2 separate regions of the Homo sapiens genome follow, and region 2 is linked to region 1. A link is a loop called in an ENCODE intact Hi-C map of the cell type or tissue named here. Cell type or tissue: dorsolateral prefrontal cortex. All regions are shown on one strand. Each heading gives the region's core, and the rest is flanking DNA. Links, peaks and the distances in the headings are about the cores only. Region 1 overlaps LOC105376289 (a long non-coding RNA gene). Region 2 overlaps IER5L-AS1 (IER5L antisense RNA 1).

Region 1 (2,897 bases), core at 242-2,741:
GGATTGCACACCTCCAGCCCTGGCAGCCTGTCCCCTGGTTGGCACCCAGCAGCAGGCCACAGATGGCTTCTGGCTGTCCCATGGCGTCGCATCAGGGCATGCAGCGGATAGTGACTCACACTGGCACCTCTTCTGCTTGGAAAATGCCCTACACATCCATCATCTTTGGTTTTTCTGCTAGAACGATGGCATGAGGTGGGTGTATTTTTCACTGATGGGGAACAGGCAGAGACGCAAGCTCCCTTGCTTGAATGAGGACTGTGCTCGCCCTGCAGACTCTGGAAGAAGGGCTCCATGCTCAGCCCGCACTGGGCATCTCTGCCTGCCTGCTCAGGGTAGAAGGGCCACTCTCTTAGGGATGATTCAAGGGTCTTGGAGGCCCTATGCGGTCAATCTTGTTTTCCTGCCACATCAAGGGAGTGTGCAATTTTCGAGGCCCCGAGCCCTGTGTTTTCACTGAGGGCAGACATAGGGCATTCGCTGTCTTTGCCCGTGGAGCTGTTCCTCACACTAACCATGCAGGGCTGGGTGGGAGACATGTATGGGGGGTGGGGTGGGGTGGGAGGGGGCCAAGAAGACATGTAAGACCCGGGGCCCTGTCCTTGGGAGTTTAACATCTGGGTGGGCCTCCTTGGACCAACTTCCTCTGATCTGCTTGTGACTTCGGGAAAGTCCCTTCCTGTCTCTGGGACAATTTTTTTTTTTCTTTTTTTTTTTTTGAGACAGAGTCTCGCTCTGTCGTCAAGGCTGGAGTGCAGTGGCATGATCTCGGCTCACTGCAACCTCCGCCCCCTTGGGGCAAGCGATTCTCCTGTCTTAGTCTCCCAAGTAGCTGTGACTACAGGTGCGCACCGCCATGCCTCCCTAATTTTTGTATTTTTAGCAGAGACAGGGTTTCACCATGTTGGCCAGGCTGGTCTCGAACTCCTGGCCTCAAGTGATCCACCCACCTCGACTTCCCAAACTGCTGGGATTATAGGCACGAGCCACCACGCCTGGCCTCTGGGCCAATTTCCTCATCGGTATAATGAAGGGGTTGGCAGGGCTAGTTCTGAATTTTCCCAACCCACCCATAAAATTCACCCTTCAAATTCTAAAGATTCCATTCCGTGGTCTAACTCTGTGTGTCTGTCCTTGGTTCCAAAAGTCCCCGTCCTTGTGGCCCCTGTTGTTTTGGACCCATCACAGGTAATTATGTATTTGTGTGATTAAACATCCCTGGCCTGTCTCCCTGCCTGGGCTGTGTGCTCAGCAAAGAACCATGCCTGTCTCTGTCTTTGTCCTTTAAGAGATCAGCACAGGGCCTAGCGCATAGTAGGTGCTCACTAAATACTGTAGCAGCTGGTATTGTTGGGAAATGATGCTGGGAGAGGCTGCTGCTGGAGAGAAGGGAGCCACCGACCGCCCTGCAGGCAGTCAGCGCCCTCAGTCCCTTCCTCCTCGCGGGCCGCAGAGGCTCCCCTTTCCCCGAGACGATAAGAATGCCCAGACGCCCCAAAACCCAGGCCGCGCCCCTCCGGGTAGAACTACAGTCCCCAGAAGGCCGCGAGGGGCGGAGCCACCAGCGCCCGCCCCGCCCGGGCCCGCCATGCCGCACAGCATCATGGGAGTTGTAGTTCAGGCCCTGTCCCCCGGGCAGCCGCTGGCGCGGACGTTCGCGGAGCAGCCCGGCGCCCGCGCGGCTCACGGGGCCCTAGGACCCCTCCCCTGGGGGACCTCCACCCTCCGCAGGCCTTTTGAATTAATCCTACTGCGCCGGGGACCCCAGGACAGTTCTGTCGCGTACTCCCGGGACCCTTTAAGGGGCGGGGCTGGGATCCTGCCCCACCCTTGACTCCCCCACCCTCCTCTCTCAAACATCACCCCGGGCGCTTTAAAACGCTTGATCTCGCTGGAACCTTTTCGGTCTCCGTTAGCCACACCTTGATTGTCGAGTGTGTGTCTGGCCCTTTGGGGACAGCGCTTAAAGTCGGGGTGGGCGGGGGAGGGGATCACCGACATTCAGTCTTGAGTGACACACCAGATGACCCCACCGGAGAGGAGGAGGGTGGCACAGGGGCCTGACGGACCTGGGGTATGGGCAAGGCTTCCAGGGGCCGGTGACATTCAGACTAGGCCTGGGTTGGCCAGGGCAGGAGCAGGGAAGGGTGTTCCAGTCAGAGGGAACAGCATGAAGGAGGGCTTCGAGGCTTTAGGGGAAGCAAAAGAAGGCCTGGGAGGCTGGCAGGCAGAGAACGGCTGGGGAGGGGCCGCTGGGAGGGGTGGAGAGGTGAGTAGGGCCCGTGGGAAGCACCTGGCGAAGAGTGTTTCTGATCCCCAAATCCAGTATGCGTGCCGGGTTCTCGGGCAGAGTGGCCAGGCGGAACGTGACCAGGGTTCAGTGGCAGAGCCTGGAACCAGCCTGGGGGTCCTGCTTCTCAGGCCCCGGCGTGTCCTTAGGGGAAGGGGAAGGAGACTTCCCAGGGCAGGGCTGCAGCAAGAGCTGGCACAATGCCATCCTCAGGGGGCACAATGCCCCCTCAAATCCCAGAAGCAAGGGGTTTGAGGAGGGAGTATGGGATATATGGGGAGGAGCAACATCCCTGCTGCTTGGAGGGGGAAACTGAGACCCTCACAGATTTTTGCTGAGTGAGCTTCTGTGAGGTCCAAGAAAAATCTTTTCCTCCCCGGCCTCTAGCTGTCAGGAGCCCGCCATGAAAAATAGGGGAGGGTCATTTTCACACCCTCCCCCATTCCAGATGTGGCAGGAGCAGGAAGGATTTGTGCCAGATGTTGGGGTCTGCGGGCCCAGCAAGTTGCCTGGGGCTCTGCTATTGAAAAGTGAACCTTAACTGGGTTGGCTGCGCTAGCGGTGATGGCCGTGAGATCCTGGGGGATGTGCTCCGTGGCCCTGGTCA
Region 2 (2,897 bases), core at 229-2,728, 51 kb after region 1:
ACCCGGGGGGCTGAGGCAGGAGAATCGCTTGAACCCAGGAAGTGGAGGTTGCAGTGAGCCAAAATTACAAATTGCATCGCTGCATTGTAGCCTGGGTGACAGAGTAAGACTGTCTCAAAAAAAAAAAAAAAAAATGACACGATGAGGAAGCAAATAGACCAATCCAGGTTGTGGACACTTGTAGGACACTGGCCCCGTTTCTTCAATAAATCGATGGCATGAAATGAAAAACTTTTTAAAAAGCAATAGGACATAGCAACCATATGCCACGTGGAGATATTACCTGGATCCTAACTTGAACAAATCACCTGGGAAATGACCCTGATGAGAATATCTGGGAAATTAGATGATGCCATGGGTATCAGATGATCCCACGGAGAAGCCGGGATGAGAATCCCAGCCTACTGGATGCTGATCCCTGGCTCTCACCTCCTCGTGTCCCTGTGGACATGGTGGCTGCACCCAGCAGTTGACGTGTGTGTGTGTGTGTGTGTGTGAGTGTGAGTGTGTGTGAGCTGGGGAGGGTGAGTTCACCTCTCTGAGGCCAGCTGAGGCCCGTCCCGAGGTGAAAACTGTTTTCCTCTTGCAAGGGTACAGGACACTGGAATGTCCTTTGAGCTGGCCGCGGCCATCACACAGGGCCTCAGTCCATGCCGAGCCCTCCACCTCTGCCCCAGGTCACCCTCTGCCCCCCTACTCCGGATGTCCAGGAGCCAGGCTCAGCAGCCCAGGCAGCTGGACAAAGGGGCCTTTGGAGGCTGGGCCAGGCCTGTGCCTCAGCTGTGGGCTGTGGCTGAGGCCACCACAGAAGGCTGCTTGTGGCCGGGCCGGGTGGCAGCCAGAAATAGGTCCCGCTGGGCGCTGACTCCTGCGGCCCCGCCCTGGGCTCGGCCTGGGAACGTGGGTATTTGTGGAGCTGATGGGAGGAGACCTTCATCAGGAAAGCGGGTCTATTTTGGGGCTTTTGGGAAGCGTGTTAAAAAAGGGGCCCCAGCCTTTAGCGTTTACCCTGAGCCCCTGCCTTTCATGCACAGGCTCCTGAGCCCCCGGGGTTGAAATCCTGGCTCTACCCGGCTAGCTGTGTGCCCTACGTGCTGTGTGGTCAGTCACCCCACTCTGAGCCTCGCTCTGCTCATCTGTGTGATGGGGACGAATCTTGACAGCTCCTTCATGGAGAAGATGGGGGCACAGCACCTGGCACAGTCTGCGCTCACCAGGTGCCCGAGGTCATTGGGCTTCCCCTCCCCCTTCCTCGCCTTCCGCCCTGGCTGGGGGCTGCTCCTGCTGTTGAGGTCTCTCCCAGCCCCTGGGCTGGCTCTGCAGGGCCCTGGAAGGTGGTTTGGGGCACACACTAGCCTCACCGTTGTTTAGGGGGATGGAAACGCAGAAGACCTGGCAGAGCCTTGCAAGCCCCTTGCAGCTGGGCGGCCCCTCCCCTCCCGGCTGGCTCCCTGGTTATCCACAGCCTCGCGGGCTCAGCCCTGGACCGCAGCCTCCGTCCTTCCATCATGCACCGGGGCCCTGCAGGACTCATGCTCAGCGCTGGCTGTGGGAGAAATTTCAGCCGCCTCCCCCGCGACTTCTGCGTCTGCTTGTCTTGGTGATGGAACTGCTGGCGGAGGAGCTCTGCGGGTTTAGGCCCGTGGTCCATGGGGAAATACAGACCAGGGTTCAAAGCCAGAGTCAGAGGGCGGCAGGGGGCCTTGGAGAGGGAGAGAGATAGGAGTCGTGTGTAGCCAGCTCTCCTGGAAGCCGGGGGCCAGGTCTCCCCCTCCCGGCCCCTGTGTGTCCTTGAAGCTATTTTTATATGTTGCTGGAAACCAGAATGACAGCCAGAGCCAAAGCGCTAGGAGGTTTCCCGTGCACCATGGGTCTTGCCCAGGGGACCATGGGCCATTCCCAGCAGATTGATGGAGACAGTCCAGAAGCTCCACTGTGCGGATCGGGGAGCCTGGGTCCCCCATCCCTTACCAGCTTGGAGGTCACTGTTGGAAGATCCCTGGCTGGCACAAAAATGAGGAACAAGGACTTAGAGAAGCGATGGTGAGGCTGCAAGTGTTCTGGGGTCTTTGAGCCCTGCACGAAAATCCAGAATGCTCATGGAGTTCAAAACTCATTCATGGCTGGGTGCAGTGGCTTCACACCTGTCAATCCCAGCACTTTGGGAGGCTGAGGCGGGTGGACTCCTTGAGTCCAGGAGTTCGAGACCAGTCTGGGCAACATAGTGAGATCCTCTCATCACTCCAAAAATAAAAAAAATTAGCTGGGTGTGGTGGCATGCACCTATAGTCTTAGCTACTTGGGAGGCTGAGGTGGGAGGATTGCTTGAGCCACAGGGAGGTCAAGGCTGCAGTGAGTGAGCTGAGATCACGCCATTGCACTCCAGCCTGGGCAACAGAGCGAGACTCTTTCTCAAAAAAAAAAAAATAAATAAATAAAAAAGGAATTCATTCATTCACCACTGACCTCTTTACTCATCACATATTTAAGCAGAATCTTATAGGTGCTGATGGGGGTGGGGGTCACCCACAAAACATCCAGGGCCCTGCTCTCAAGGCACTCACGAATCTGCCTGCTCCAGTCTCTGGCTCTGAACCCTCCCATGGCTCCCCATTGCCCATGGAGACAGTGGGATCTTTGTACTCTGACAAGAGCAAGTCACAGAAATGTTGCCTGCTCACCTGCGCCTCATGAGAGAGCATCCTCACCTTGCCCGTTGGGCTTTCCCCCACGTACCCCCTTTTTCCCAGTCTGGTCAGGATCTTTCAGGGGGCGACTGAGGGGACAGGACTGGGGCAGGATGGGAGAGGCTGAGATGCACACTTGCTGGGTGAGCTCTGTGCTGTTGTTTTTGGAGGGACTCTGGGAAAAACAGAAAGAAAACAAAGCACTGGAGT

What was found. Peaks named below come from ENCODE experiments on the same cell type or tissue, not always from the same donor. Only the 100,000 strongest peaks of a DNase experiment are listed, where the experiment ranks them.
Region 2: a loop joins it to region 1, with 2.1 times the contacts of the local background. A loop is called at or near these places in 17 of 110 quality-filtered maps.

The regions. Positions count from the first base shown.
Region 1 is chr9:129,201,361-129,204,257 of GRCh38, forward strand. All of the region lies in intron 1 of LOC105376289 (a long non-coding RNA gene), which reads left to right. Among named protein-coding and RNA genes, the nearest start is that of IER5L, 25 kb to the left of the region's middle. RefSeq lists an enhancer at 1,430-1,724 and a silencer at 1,478-1,887. In dorsolateral prefrontal cortex, for the core only: a CTCF peak has its summit at 1,624; a DNase peak (open chromatin) is centred at 1,581; H3K4me3 peaks cover 1,051 bases; H3K27ac peaks cover 2,086 bases.
Region 2 is chr9:129,252,516-129,255,412 of GRCh38, forward strand. All of the region lies in intron 2 of IER5L-AS1 (IER5L antisense RNA 1), which reads left to right. Among named protein-coding and RNA genes, the nearest start is that of IER5L-AS1, 18 kb to the left of the region's middle. RefSeq lists an enhancer at 284-1,139. In dorsolateral prefrontal cortex, for the core only: no CTCF peak of the experiment used is centred there; DNase peaks (open chromatin) are centred at 756 and 1,556; H3K4me3 peaks cover 1,107 bases; H3K27ac peaks cover 2,500 bases.